Regions from separate parts of the Homo sapiens genome. Here region 2 is linked to region 1. The links are chromatin contacts, found by Hi-C or POLR2A ChIA-PET in ENCODE. All regions are on one chromosome and are shown on one strand. The core of a region is the stretch at or near the end of the contact, and the rest is flanking DNA. Distances in the headings are between cores, read along the strand shown. Region 1 holds the start of LINGO1 (leucine rich repeat and Ig domain containing 1). Region 2 holds the start of TSPAN3 (tetraspanin 3).

Evidence for each region. A loop is a pair of places that touch in the nucleus more often than their neighbours do. ChIA-PET counts read pairs that join two places held with the same protein, here RNA polymerase II (POLR2A). Pooled maps may share reads with other maps.
Region 2: a loop to region 1 is called in a pooled map, with 3 times the contacts of the local background. The contact joins the promoter of TSPAN3 here to the promoter of LINGO1 in region 1. A Hi-C loop is called at or near these places in 2 of 50 pooled maps. POLR2A ChIA-PET finds 5 or more read pairs at or near these places in 2 of 52 experiments (WTC11 and activated T-cell).

Annotation. Positions count from the first base shown.
Region 1 is chr15:77,631,113-77,634,169 of GRCh38, forward strand. It overlaps LINGO1 (leucine rich repeat and Ig domain containing 1), which reads right to left and starts at 1,800. Exons shown (of 2, transcript NM_032808.7): 1 at 1,198-1,800. The coding sequence starts at 1,203. RefSeq lists enhancers at 2,619-3,057, 2,624-2,753.
Region 2 is chr15:77,069,791-77,072,510 of GRCh38, forward strand. TSPAN3 (tetraspanin 3) reads right to left here and starts at 1,319. Exons shown (of 7, transcript NM_005724.6): 1 at 1,102-1,319. The coding sequence starts at 1,164. RefSeq lists a silencer at 786-1,485 and an enhancer at 1,626-1,685.

The DNA of each region.
Region 1 (3,057 bases), core at 550-3,049:
CGGCTCATTGCTCCCTGGGCATGGGAGGCACCAGTGCTGAAGCCACTGGCATAATGACCAACAGGGTTGAGCCCAGAGCCGCGGGCCAGGCTGGGCTATGCGCCCTCTGGCTGCCCAAACCAAGCAGAGGACTGAGGGAGGGCTGGGCGAGCAGGAAGGGGCTGTCCAGATGCCACAGCCCCTACCTCAGGGCCTCCTGCACTCCCACCCGCTCAGGGCAGAGCTCTTCCCATCCTCTCAGGCCCCCTTCTGCCCCACCCCAACCCCAAGGCCTCTGAGAACAAAGAGGAGGTGCAGGCACAGTCAGGCTGGACCAGGCTGGGCTGCGACCCCAGCAGGAACCGGGAGGGGCTGCCCACTGGCCTGGCCCCACCCCTCCTTCTCAAAGTGGGATCCGCCCGGAGGGTCACATCTCCTGGCATGCCTTGAGAGCAGAGAGCCCACAGCCCACCCCGAAAAGGGTGTGAGGGGGAGCAGGAGGCTCCCTCCTTACCTCCCTCTTCTCAGCTGGTTCCCACCTCCCACCCGCTCTGCCTTAGAATGAAAAGTGGGGCAAGAGGAGGTGAGAAGCCCGGGCTGAACGCAGACAAAGGGGAGGCCCCTAAAGCGTTCCTGGGCGCTCCCGGTCCCCAACTCCCTTCCTTCCACTCTCCCTACTCCCCATCTCCTTTTCACTGGGCAGGAGCTGGAAAGGGGCGATGCTTGTGTGTGGTGGGGAGCTGCCATCCAGGCTGGAGCTTGTGGAGAAACCCAGCCCCTGACCTGTGTCCACCAGCTAGGGAGTGTCTGGTGCTGGTGGGGGCTGCCTGGGGGTACCTGGGGTCCACGAAGGGAGGTACCCACCCAGGGCTGAGCAGGGGGCTTACCCTCTAGAGTGACCAATACTCAGAATGGGAGGGGGGACAGGAAGGGGAGACCAGAGCAGGTCTGGGACACCCGTGGGGGCCCCTCCCCAGCTCCAGGCTCCCAGCTTACAAACCCGGAATTTGTTGGGGTTGGAGAGAGGGGAGGTGGAAAAGGAAGAATTTTCATTTCTGAGGCTTGAGGGGAAATCAGGCCTATGACCCCAAAGGAGGTCTGGGTGGCACCGAGGTGCCCTGCAACCCCAGGAGGGCGCAGCCAGGGCCGATGGCGGCCCCCAGGGGCACTCGCCGCGGGGCTGCCCGCTCGGGGCTCGGCCGCGGCCGCCTGGCTCACCTGCATCTCGGGCGCGCCTTCGGTCCGCTCGGCTCGGTCACCAATCGCATGTCTCTCCAGCCGGCCCGACCAGGCCCCAGCCCCTGCCCAGCCCCCTCCTCCGTTTCCTCCTCCTCCGACACCTCCGCCCGGCAGTCCGCGCGCCCTCGCGGGGCTGGCTGTCCGTCTGTCCGCCCCGCGCGGGCGGGAGCCGAGCCGGAGCCGGGGCCGGGGCTCGGGAGTGGGGAGGCGGGAGGCCGCGGCCCCGGCGGGCGGATGGGCGGGCGCGCTCAGGCCGCGGGACAGGGGCTGCGCGAGCCTGCTTCTGCCCCCTGGGCCGGCCCGGAGCCGCCGCCGCCGCCTCTGCCGCTGGGGCCGGGGTCGAGGCCGGGCGCGCTCCGCCGCGGGGCCGGGGCCGGCGGGCAGCGGCCGCGCATGCTGCTCGGCGCCCCGCGTCGGGAGAGGGGCCGGAGCGGCGCGGGTGGGGACTCCGCGCCCTCCGGGGCCGGGACCAGGACCCACCGCCGCCGCCGCCGCCTGCGCTGTCGCCCGCCGCCCGCTCCGGCTCCCGCGCCGGCTCCCGCTCGGGCTCCGCGCTCTGCAGCGGCGCGGGGAGGGAGCACTAGGAGCGAGCCAGGGAGGGAGGAGGGATCGAGGGAGGAGGGAGCGAGTGAGCCGCGGGAGCCGGGCGGGGGAGGAGAAGGCGCGGCCGCAAAACCTGGTGATGGTGGTGGTGGGGTGGGGGGTGGTTCGTCTCCTTTCAGCGGAGGGGGCGGAGAGCGAGGGGCGCCCCAGCCGCTGCCCTGCACGCTTAGGGCAGCGAAACAGGCAGGGGTGCGCAGGCGAGGGGCGCACCAGCCAGGCGCTCCAGCTCTGCACACGGCCGCGCCCCTCCGGGTCCGGGGCTCTGGGCGAGTCCCGGGCCAGCCGGGTGTCGGGGAGTCCGGCGTGCGGTCCTCCCTGGGTGTATGCGCGCACACCGTTGTGTGTGATTTTTGTGTTGCCACATGCGTGTGCATGTGAGCGCGCGAGTGTGTTTACACGTGTTAACTGGGCTGTGGACGAACACACGCACGAGGACGGACAGGGCTCCCTACACGAACAGGGTTGTTTGGAGGGCGGCATGGGGAGGCCGACCGGGAGCCCCCGTCCTGGCCCTGTCCCCTCCTCTCGAAAGTCCGCGAGGCTAGAGGGCCCACATTCTAGCGCGGGAGGGCGAGGCAGGCAGAATGGGAAGCTCCAGGGGACGGCGAGGAAGCCGCGCTGGCCCGGCAGCTCTACCCAGGAGCCGGGGTCCCCGCCCAGCCTGGCTTCCTGTCCAGCAGAGGGCGGCAGGCCTCTCTGGCCCGCTCCGTCCGGAGGCCCTGCACCCAGTGGCCAGCAGAGGGCAGCGCAGAGCCTCCGCCTGGGCTTGACTGTTCCCTCCTCCCGGAATGGTCCCGGGGATCCTCGGCTGGGGCCACAACTTCAGACGGGCCCAAGGAATGGGACCTCTCCTCGGAGATCCAGATCCTCCTTGATCCTCAGATACAGAAACTAGGCCAGCAGGGATGTCTTGGCAAAGCCTGCAGAGTAGGTTACCACCCTCAGGACCTCACCTTTTTCCCTATACTACCCCCTCCATCTCCTTGAAGCCAGACGCCCTTTACCACCAAGCCAGTTTTATTAGAATAACCATCAATGCTGACACCGCCCGGCACGGCCATCCCTCCTCCCCTGCTGGGAACAACCCATTAGCACATGAATACTCCTAATAGCTTGAGTCCACAGGGGCAGCTGAGGCTGGGGGAGGGGATCTAGCCCAAAGCCTCTCGGATTCTGGGGCAGACGCTGGAATCCCAGTTCCAGTGACACCCCCTCTCCCAGGAAGCCTGCGCAACA
Region 2 (2,720 bases), core at 69-2,568, 560 kb before region 1:
GCACAGTATGGTTAACCGGAATGTTCAAGGAGTGCTCTGGCGACTGTGGACAGAGCAATCTGTCCAGGGCACTCAAGTGTTTAAGGAAATGACAAGTTCAGAGAGGCAAGGTGATTTGGGACCAGACTGAGGACTTCTGCTCCAAGACCAGGGGAAGGAGTTGAACCTTATTCTACCGCTGAAGCTTCTGTTTTCCTTATTTTCAGATCAAGTGATGTGATAGAGGAAACGTTTTAAAAGATTTATCCGGGTGCAAAGTCCAGATGGGCTGGAGGGTGGAGAGACGGATAGGAACAACTTAGGTTACTATAAAAGTCCCTGATGAGATAAGGACCCAAACTAAGATGACATAAACATTCCTTTCAAAGAGGGTGTACCCCTTAAAAATTCATAAGCCACCTTTTATTGAAAGTGAACTCATCACTTTCAAAATCTTGTGACATCTCCATCATATATTTAACCAAGAGTTATAATCTCACAGTTTGGTCACCCCCATGACCAAAACAAATAGACCGATGTTCTTGGTCAATGGATTATTTGGCTCCTCGAGTTGAAACCCTTCATTTTCTGGGCTGGTGACAGTCAGCCGGTTCTCCACACACAAAGGGCGTTAAGTGGAACCCCCGCCCCGGCTCCGCAGCGTCCCCGCGGATCTGCCCGCCTCGGGACGGCCACTCGTCTGCGAGGCCCCGACAAAGAGCGCGGAACCTGAGCCTCTGGCGAAGATCCTATTTCGAGCCCGACGTCCTGCTACAGTCTGCAATAAGCGCTCTCCGTCCAGCCGGCGACTCCGGGGGGGGGAGACTGGGGCGCCTGGCACGGAGCCAGCCCGCGTGGGCCGAGCGCGGAGGCGCCGGCTGGAGGCCGTGGAGTCCCTGAAGGCCTCCCCTCGCTGTCCTCCGCGCCCAGGCTCCCGGCTTGGTCCGGCAGGGACCTCGCGAAGCGGCCTCACACCCGGCCCTCCCCTCGCCTCAGCCGCCTGAGGGCCCGCGCGCGGCCCCCGCGCGCCCGCCCAGGCCCAAGCCCGGCCCCCACGGGCGCCTCCGCCGCGGCCTCGCCCGGCCCCGCCGCCGGCCCCTCGCTCTGCCCGGCCCCGCTCACCCAGAAGATGAGGTTGAGAAAGACCAGCACGGTCTTGGAGGAGGTGATGCCGCACTGGCCCATGGCGCCGGTGGCCCGCGAAGGCCCGGCCCGGAGAGCGGGGCTGCGCTCACCGAGAGAGCGGCAATGGCGGCGGCGCCTCCTCGCTAGGAACTGCACGGCCTGCGCGGCGCTCCCCGCAGCCCCTGCGCCGTCGCGCAGCCCCGACCCCAGCAAGTGCCTCGCTCCTCCGCGCAGCCGCCGCAGTCCCCTCAGGGCTCCCGCGCCGCTCCCTGGCAACCGAGTCCCGCCCCACGCGGCCGGTAGCTTCAGCCAATCGCCTCTGCGGAGGCTGCAGTGAGGCCACGCCTCTTAAAGGAGCCAAGGCCTCAGCGCCTTTTCTTGGCCTCTGGCCGCCCTTGGACGCAGATGGCTCCCTAGGGAGGTTCTGGTGGACCAAACCCACTCTCCTCCTATGACTATGCCACCCTTATAGATGATTCAGAGCCCTCTGAGTGCTATCTTTCTACCTAGCCCATTCTCCCCTAGGAAGGTTGGAGACACTAATCTCTGCCTGACCAGATTCTCCTGACCAGGTTAAAATCTTGGCAGCACTGTTGGTGAGAAGTGCAAAGAAAAACAACAAATACTTATGGAGAAACTTATTGTACCAGGCGCTGGGCTAGACCTCAGAAGAGTCAGAGAGGAGAAAAGGCTGGTGATGGCGTTAGCAAGGCAGAGACATGTTTGTGTGGGTGAGTGGTTGGGAACAAGTTCTATTCCAGGGTAGTAAGTTTTGGACCAAGATTCGCAACGATTACAGAAACATCTCTTTGCATTGCAACATTTCACATTCTTCCCCCAATCTTGAATCCGTCATAGCAATTAATTATTGGGTGCTCACCCGGTGCCAGGCTCCATTAGTTCATTTAACCCCCACCACAACCCTGGATGGAAGGCACTATGGTTATCAGCCTCATTTTACTGATCGGGTAATTGAGGCTTAGAAAGGTTAAGAAGTTCGCCCAGAGCCACACATAGTAAGTGGTCTAGTGCAAAAAACACATCATCAGTCACACAATAAACTGCCTCTGTTTGCTGTCTTTCCTGCCATTATAATCCTGCACTCCCTCCTTGACCGCGCCCGTAAGGATTTCCATTTACTGGTCTTTATCAGCTCGCTCTCATGCAATCTCCCCCACTCATCACCTTTCCCAGGCACTCTCAGAAGTACCTGTTAATCTCAGCATCCTGTGCATTTACACCAAGCAGCAGCAACAGCCATTTATTCACTCATCAAACTTGCCGCGTGTCCCCTCTGGGCCTCACTGTTGTCGGTGGTGGATATTCCACTGTGAGCAAGACGTATCCTTCCTTCCATGGCTTACATTCGTTCGGGCAGAGGAGGCAGACCATAAACAAACGGGCAAGTGGGTATATGACATGAGGTAGTGTTAGGAAACAATTCAGAGGAAAGGAATAGAGTGATGAGAGGAGTCCTCTCTGAGGAGAGAACATTGGAGGGGACCCAAGGGAGGTGAGGGGAACAGCCCAAAGATGAGAGCAGCAAGGACAAAGGCCCAGAGACCGGAACATGATCACTGTGCTGTAGGAAGGGGAACACAGAGAGCCTAGTGTGC